2 separate regions of the Homo sapiens genome follow, and region 2 is linked to region 1. The links are chromatin loops, found by intact Hi-C in ENCODE. Cell type or tissue: endothelial cell of umbilical vein. All regions are shown on one strand. Each heading gives the region's core, and the rest is flanking DNA. Links, peaks and the distances in the headings are about the cores only.

Region 1 (2,899 bases), core at 108-2,607:
TCTGTGTTGGCATCCAGCATGTGCACATACCTGCTGTGAAGTATGCAAGGGGTCACATGTGTATGTGCCTATGCACACGTGTGCTGTGCAGACGCCTCTCTCTGGGTGCGTGTGCATTATGTGGACTGATGAACTAGTGAGGCCTCAAAGGTGGGAAATAAAACACTTGTGTTGGGACAGCTGACTGTTCGGTTGGCTGCCACCCTTGGGAGCTAGCTGCCTGTGGAGCTCCACATTTCTGTGGGGCAGCTAGAAGCACCTCATCCCTGTGTCCAGTGAGGAGCCCCCTGAGGGCTGTTTGCCTCCCCCAGCCGTTGAGACCGTTGAGATGCTTCTCTCCTTGCTGACTTGGCAGCCCAGAGATATCCAGGGCTCTATTTGGACCTGTCAGAGGGGCTCCAGCCCAGCTCTGCTCACGATGCCCTCCGTGTCCTCTTCCTCTCCCCACCTCCGCTTCCCACCCTGCTGCATGAGGGCATGAGGCAGGTGTTCCCAGGCCTTTTCAGCTCTCAACGTTCTATCCTCCAAGCAGCCCTCTATACATAATAGCCGCTAACTTTTCTTGAACTAGTCTTCTGCACCAGGCGCCGCTAAGCATAGACACCCTCGCTCTGCTGGGTGGTGAGAAGTGTAAATGGAAGCTTGGTCCCGAAAGACGTCCCACGGGAGTTGGGAAGACCGAGCTGACCCCATGTTACCATCCAAAAACTTCCATTTGCCCAACTAAGCCCAGCCAAGCGTAAGGTGCAAGAAGAAGCACAGAGCTGTGAAAGGGGCAGCGTCTTGGCCTTGGGCTGCCCTGGAAGAACAGCTCCCGGGGCTGCCGGGCCTTCAGCCTCCCCATGGACCTGCCTTGGGACAGGCTTTGCAGCTTCAAAAGCAGGCATTCTCCTCTTGTGGGGATGGTGTTTTCTGAACAGCCGGAGCTCCTCACAGGGAATCCTAAGAGGCTGGTATTTGACAGGCTGCCAAAGGCTGGCCAGCCCGATCCTGTGCTTTGCAGACAGCGAAATGGAGGTCCAGCTCTCTGCCCTATTCACTCAGCAAAGCAGGGTCCTGATCCCCCATGCTGATTAGCTTTGCATGGCTCCTGGCTGCTCTGACCAGGAGACATGGCGGGGGTCCTGAGCCGGGATGGGGGTAGCCTGCTTGGTCTCACCCCCCATTCAGGGGCAGTAGGAAGGGCTGAGGCCACGGGTGCACCTGGGGCCAGGCCGACAGTGATCTGTTGGGCGGGAGCCCGGCCTCTCCGGCTATAGAGCTGCAGCCACGGAGGATTTGTAGCGACTTGTAAAGGCTTAAAGGAGTCCAGGAGCCCGGAGGCGGAGGCAGCGGCCCAGCTGAGTGGCGCTCTTGTGGCGAAGGGCGACCTCTGCTGGCCACCAGGTGCGTGTCACCTCCCAAAGGTGGCCGGTGTGCAGGGAGCCCAGTGATGTAAGTGACTGGATTTGGGCAGGTTGGGTGGAACAAGAAGGTCATCTCCTGGGGCCCAGTCACAGCCGGAGGTGGGGACTACCAGGAAGCTCTGACTGCCAGTCATGGGGAGTGCAAAGAACAGCACATTAACAGCTGGAAAGGTAGAGGGTTTGAATCTCAGCCCAGCAGCTTTCCGGCTGTGTCACCTTGGGCAATTTGCTTCACCTCTCTGAGCCTTTTAAGGATGAAGAAAATTAGCACTGCATAGGGCCTGGCCTGGTGCCTGAACATAGCAGGTGTAGAACAAATGGAAGATCCCAGCCTGCCCCTCAACAAGCTGTCTCTTGCATGCCTCCCTCAGCGCACCCTTCCTCTCTTTATGCCTGAGACCCTTTGCTCTCTAGGCCTTTGACCCTTTTACTCCAGAGACTGGAGCCTCCATCTCCTCCATTCCTGGGGTTAGTAACCGCAGTTCTCCATCATTGACCTCAACAGTTTAAAAATGTCACCTCACCTGTAGGTGCCTCCATAATCCGCTAGCCATTTGTTCTTTTATTAAGAAACACAGGACACAGCGCTGTCCCTGTGGTCTGCGATGTCCCTCCTGCCATCCATCTACCCACCCTTGGGTCTCACAGGTGTTGCAAGCCCAGACACTCACCCCTCGGTTCCTGTGAGCTGCAGCCCTGCCTGGGAGCAAAGCCCCCCTGGGACCTGGACCCAGCCCAGTGCCCCTTGGCCTTGAACAAAACACTGATGGGCCCCAGGCTCCTCAGAGTAAAACCAGTTGAGGCAGAGCGGGTAGATAGGGGACCTGAAAGCACCTTCGGCCCTTAATATTCCAGGAATCTTTCTGTCCAGAAGCCAGTTCAGTCCAGCCGCCGGCCTCCAGACAAGACTGCCCGTGACCCCACGTGGGGCCAGCCCGAAGGTGGACAGTCCCATCTCCCAGTTTGCTGTTAACTTCTTAAAGCAGGACCTGGGCCCCCGCTATGACTAAACAGAAAAGAACTGCCTCTGAGCCCTGTGGTCGCCAGCTGGGTGGATCTAAGCTCCTGTGCCTGCTTGGGGCTTCCAGGCAACAAGCATTTATCAAGGCCCACCGGGCTCTGCCCCCGGACACAATGTCAGGAGAAAGTTCCTCTTGAGAGGTAGACCCTTATGGGTCACTGACTTGCCCCTCTGCAGCATCCTGTTCTGCAGATGGGGAAACCAAGGCCAGGAAACCAGAGAAGCCCACTCGAAGTCCATCCTGGCTGGGGACACCTGGGTGCTCACTGGAGTGAGGGAGAGGACGGAGGGCCTGGAAGCACACCTGGAACCTCCACAGTGTGCAGGTCTGGCCCCCAGGTCACTTAGGTTTGTCAACAGCGCCCCCTGCTGGCTGCCTGGGCCACCGGTGGCCCTTTGTCCTGGTGGGCAGTGGCCTGCCGACAGCAGGATGAAGGCCTGCCGGGCATGAGGTTTCTTTGTACTTCTCTTC
Region 2 (2,899 bases), core at 122-2,621, 66 kb before region 1:
CCAGACATATGCGGTGTGGCCCTCTGCCCTCATGCTGTTCATTTTGTCATACCAGCAACCAAGAGGAGCCCAGGCTTCGGAGCTGGACAAGTTTAAATCCAGCTGTGTGACCATAGCACATTTCCAAGCCTCTCTTTTCTCATCTCAGAAATGGGCATGAATCTGACCTTTGCAGTGTTGTTGCAGAATGAATCGCAGTGGGCAAAACATGCCTGATCAAGAGTGGAGCCCCTGGGGCCAGGAGGAGGCGTGTGTACATCATGGGGCGTTCCTTTCTCTTGCTGTGTAAATAGACCCTGGAACTCAATAAATTAGATTGATTGGACCAGAAGGGGAAGGTCTTGAAGACCCAGGCTAAGGATTAGGGACTCAGTCTCCCTGAAAACAGGGTATGCTTGCCAATCCCCAGGGCACCTCCAGAGTGGCCTGTGTGTTTGTCCAGTTCTTGCCCTGGGTCAGTGTGACCATAATCATTTTGACATTGGCCAGCATCTCCCGGGCTTTGGGATCATTCCAGTGGAAAAAGTAGTTTTCAGTGCTCTATGCTTGGCAGGTGTGAGAGCCTGGGCGTGCTTAACCCATCCACACCTCAATTTCCTCATCTGAAAATGGGGATGATAATACTTCCTTCCCCGTTAAGTATTGTAAGGATTAGATTAGCAACATATGCACAGTACTTAGAAAGTCTGGTGCAGGGTAACACTTGGTATGTGTTAGCTGGTACTCATAGTAGTAAGAATAGTCTAGCAGTTGGGAGTAATAACAGCAGCCACCTGCCGTTTGTTTAATGGTTTTTATCAGATGCTGTGCCGGATGCTAAGCACTTTAAGTACATTATTTAATGTCACTCTCCCCCACCTCCCAGCAACCATACACAAGGTACTGTTATAAGCTCTGAGTTCCAGATGAGGAAACTGAGACACAGAGAGTAGTTGAACTGAAAACCAGAGTTCAGCATCAGCCCCACTAGGGTGGCCGTCCAGATTGCCTGGGACCGTCCTGGTTTTAGCATGGAAAATTCTGTGTCCCAGAAACCTGTCACTTGTGGGCAAACCAGGATGGTTGACCACCCAAGGCCTGCCTGAGTCCACTGGCCCCACTCTGAAGCCCACAGGATCCTCTTCTTGGCGCAGGGGCTTGCTGGTGCAGTCGCTCGGCCCCTTCCCACACCTCATAGGCCCCTCCCCCAGCCAGATTGTGCCTGCCCATCCCCCAGGGCCTGGCTCCAGTCTCCTCTCTGGCTTCCTCTCTTCCCTCCCCTCTGCCAGCAGGAGGGGCATGACTCATGCCTGGTGGGCTCTTTGCTCAAGGCTGTGACTGCAGTTGTCTGGTGGACTCTGAGCTGCCCCTCACCAGGCCTCAGTCTCCCTATTTGCACTGAGGGCTTTAGTGGCTTTGCTCCCAGCTTTCTGGAGACGTTCAGGAAACCTCTTCCTTGAAAGAGGGAGGGCAGAGCGAGCCCCTGCCCCCAGCCCTGGCCTGAGCAGTTGGGAGGGATCGCACTGGCCCTTCCGGTGCATTGATGGAGTGCACTGCTGACAAAGGAGAAAGGTCAGCAGGGGGACAGAGCGGAGTTGGTGGTGGCCTGCTGGCCTGCAGTGCCCTCCCACAAGATAGGGCTTCCTGGGGGAGGGGAGCAGTGCTCCCTGGGCTCTGGGTCAATTCATATTGATGCAGGCAGCTGCTGGTTCAGCAAAGCTGGGCATCCAAGCCCCCAGAGGGCTGCGGGGAGATGCCTAGGTCATCCTTGACACCTCACTTTCCCTGACCCCCACATCCAACAGTTGATTAGGCCCCCTTAACCATCTCTGGATCTGTGACCCTCTCAGCATCTCACCCCTGCTGGGGACCATCTTCCTGCTTCTGAATCCCTGAGCCCTTTCCAGCCCTCCCTGGCTTCCCCCATCACCTTGCATAAAGTCAGAATTTTGAGGCTGACATTAAGGCCCTTACTGAGCTCAGAAAGGCTGCCCAGAGCTGCCCAGGCCTTCCCTAATATCAGCCTTCTTGTGCCCTCCACCCTCCAACCCCAAGGTCATGTGAAAGGTCTGGGGACACCCTGAGTGCCAGGCCCAGCGCTGTCCAGTCAACACTCCAACCCTACCCAGTATACAGGGCTGAGCCTGCAGCAGAGCTGCAGCCAGGTGCCAAATGGATGCAGTGCCCCTGCCGTGCCCTTCTCAGACTCCCCCTTGAGCTGCTGCCATGCGGTTGCCCAGTGGATCTCATGCCCCAGCTCCCAGAGGGCAGGAGTTATCTGTCTCCCCAGCACACATGCAGACCAAGATGATGGCAGGAAAGCGCCATGGTTGGTGCATAGGCGCTGGGGTCATAATATGAGGGTCTGATTCCGGCTCCATCACTGACTAACCGTGTGACCTTGGGCAGTCACTTAACCTCTCGGTGCTTCAATGACATCATTTCTGAAATGTGGGTAATAATATTCTGTCCTTCACAGGATAGTGGGATTCAATAAAGTGACACTTATGAAGTGTTTGCAGGGTCCCAGAACATTTTAAGGATCAGTAAAGTGAGCTCCCATCAGTCATCATCAGGCAGGTATCTATGAAATGAGCACCGTCTTCCAAATGGGGCCCTCCCAGTTCTTTGAAGGGTCCTTGCATTTTTGCCCGGATTGTTCCCTCTTTGTCTTCCTCCTGCTCTAGCATCCCGCTGCACCCCCGCCTGACATCTCCTGAGACTCCAGGAAGCCAGCCTGCCCTAGCCTTGCATTCTTGCCTAATCCACCCCATTGCCATGGAATGCCTTCAGGCTATGGCCAGGAGTTCTTCCCATGTCCCCCACAGCTCTGCACAGGTTCATGGACCACAGTGGATGCCTAATAAGAATTTGTTGGGTTGAACCGATATTCACCAAGCAAAGTCACCTCCAAGAACAA

The links. Peaks named below come from ENCODE experiments on the same cell type or tissue, not always from the same donor. Only the 100,000 strongest peaks of a DNase experiment are listed, where the experiment ranks them.
Region 2: a loop joins it to region 1, with 6 times the contacts of the local background. A loop is called at or near these places in 15 of 110 quality-filtered maps.

The regions. Positions count from the first base shown.
Region 1 is chr10:79,194,249-79,197,147 of GRCh38, forward strand. The region is part of intron 4 of ZMIZ1 (zinc finger MIZ-type containing 1); the gene reads left to right. Among named protein-coding and RNA genes, the nearest start is that of ZMIZ1, 130 kb to the left of the region's middle. RefSeq lists an enhancer at 1,557-1,646. In endothelial cell of umbilical vein, for the core only: a CTCF peak has its summit at 1,392 (motif pointing left); a DNase peak (open chromatin) is centred at 1,313.
Region 2 is chr10:79,128,311-79,131,209 of GRCh38, forward strand. All of the region lies in intron 2 of ZMIZ1 (zinc finger MIZ-type containing 1), which reads left to right. Among named protein-coding and RNA genes, the nearest start is that of ZMIZ1, 61 kb to the left of the region's middle. RefSeq lists enhancers at 1,100-1,741, 1,142-1,436. In endothelial cell of umbilical vein, for the core only: no CTCF peak of the experiment used is centred there; DNase peaks (open chromatin) are centred at 791 and 1,271; H3K27ac peaks cover 1,265 bases.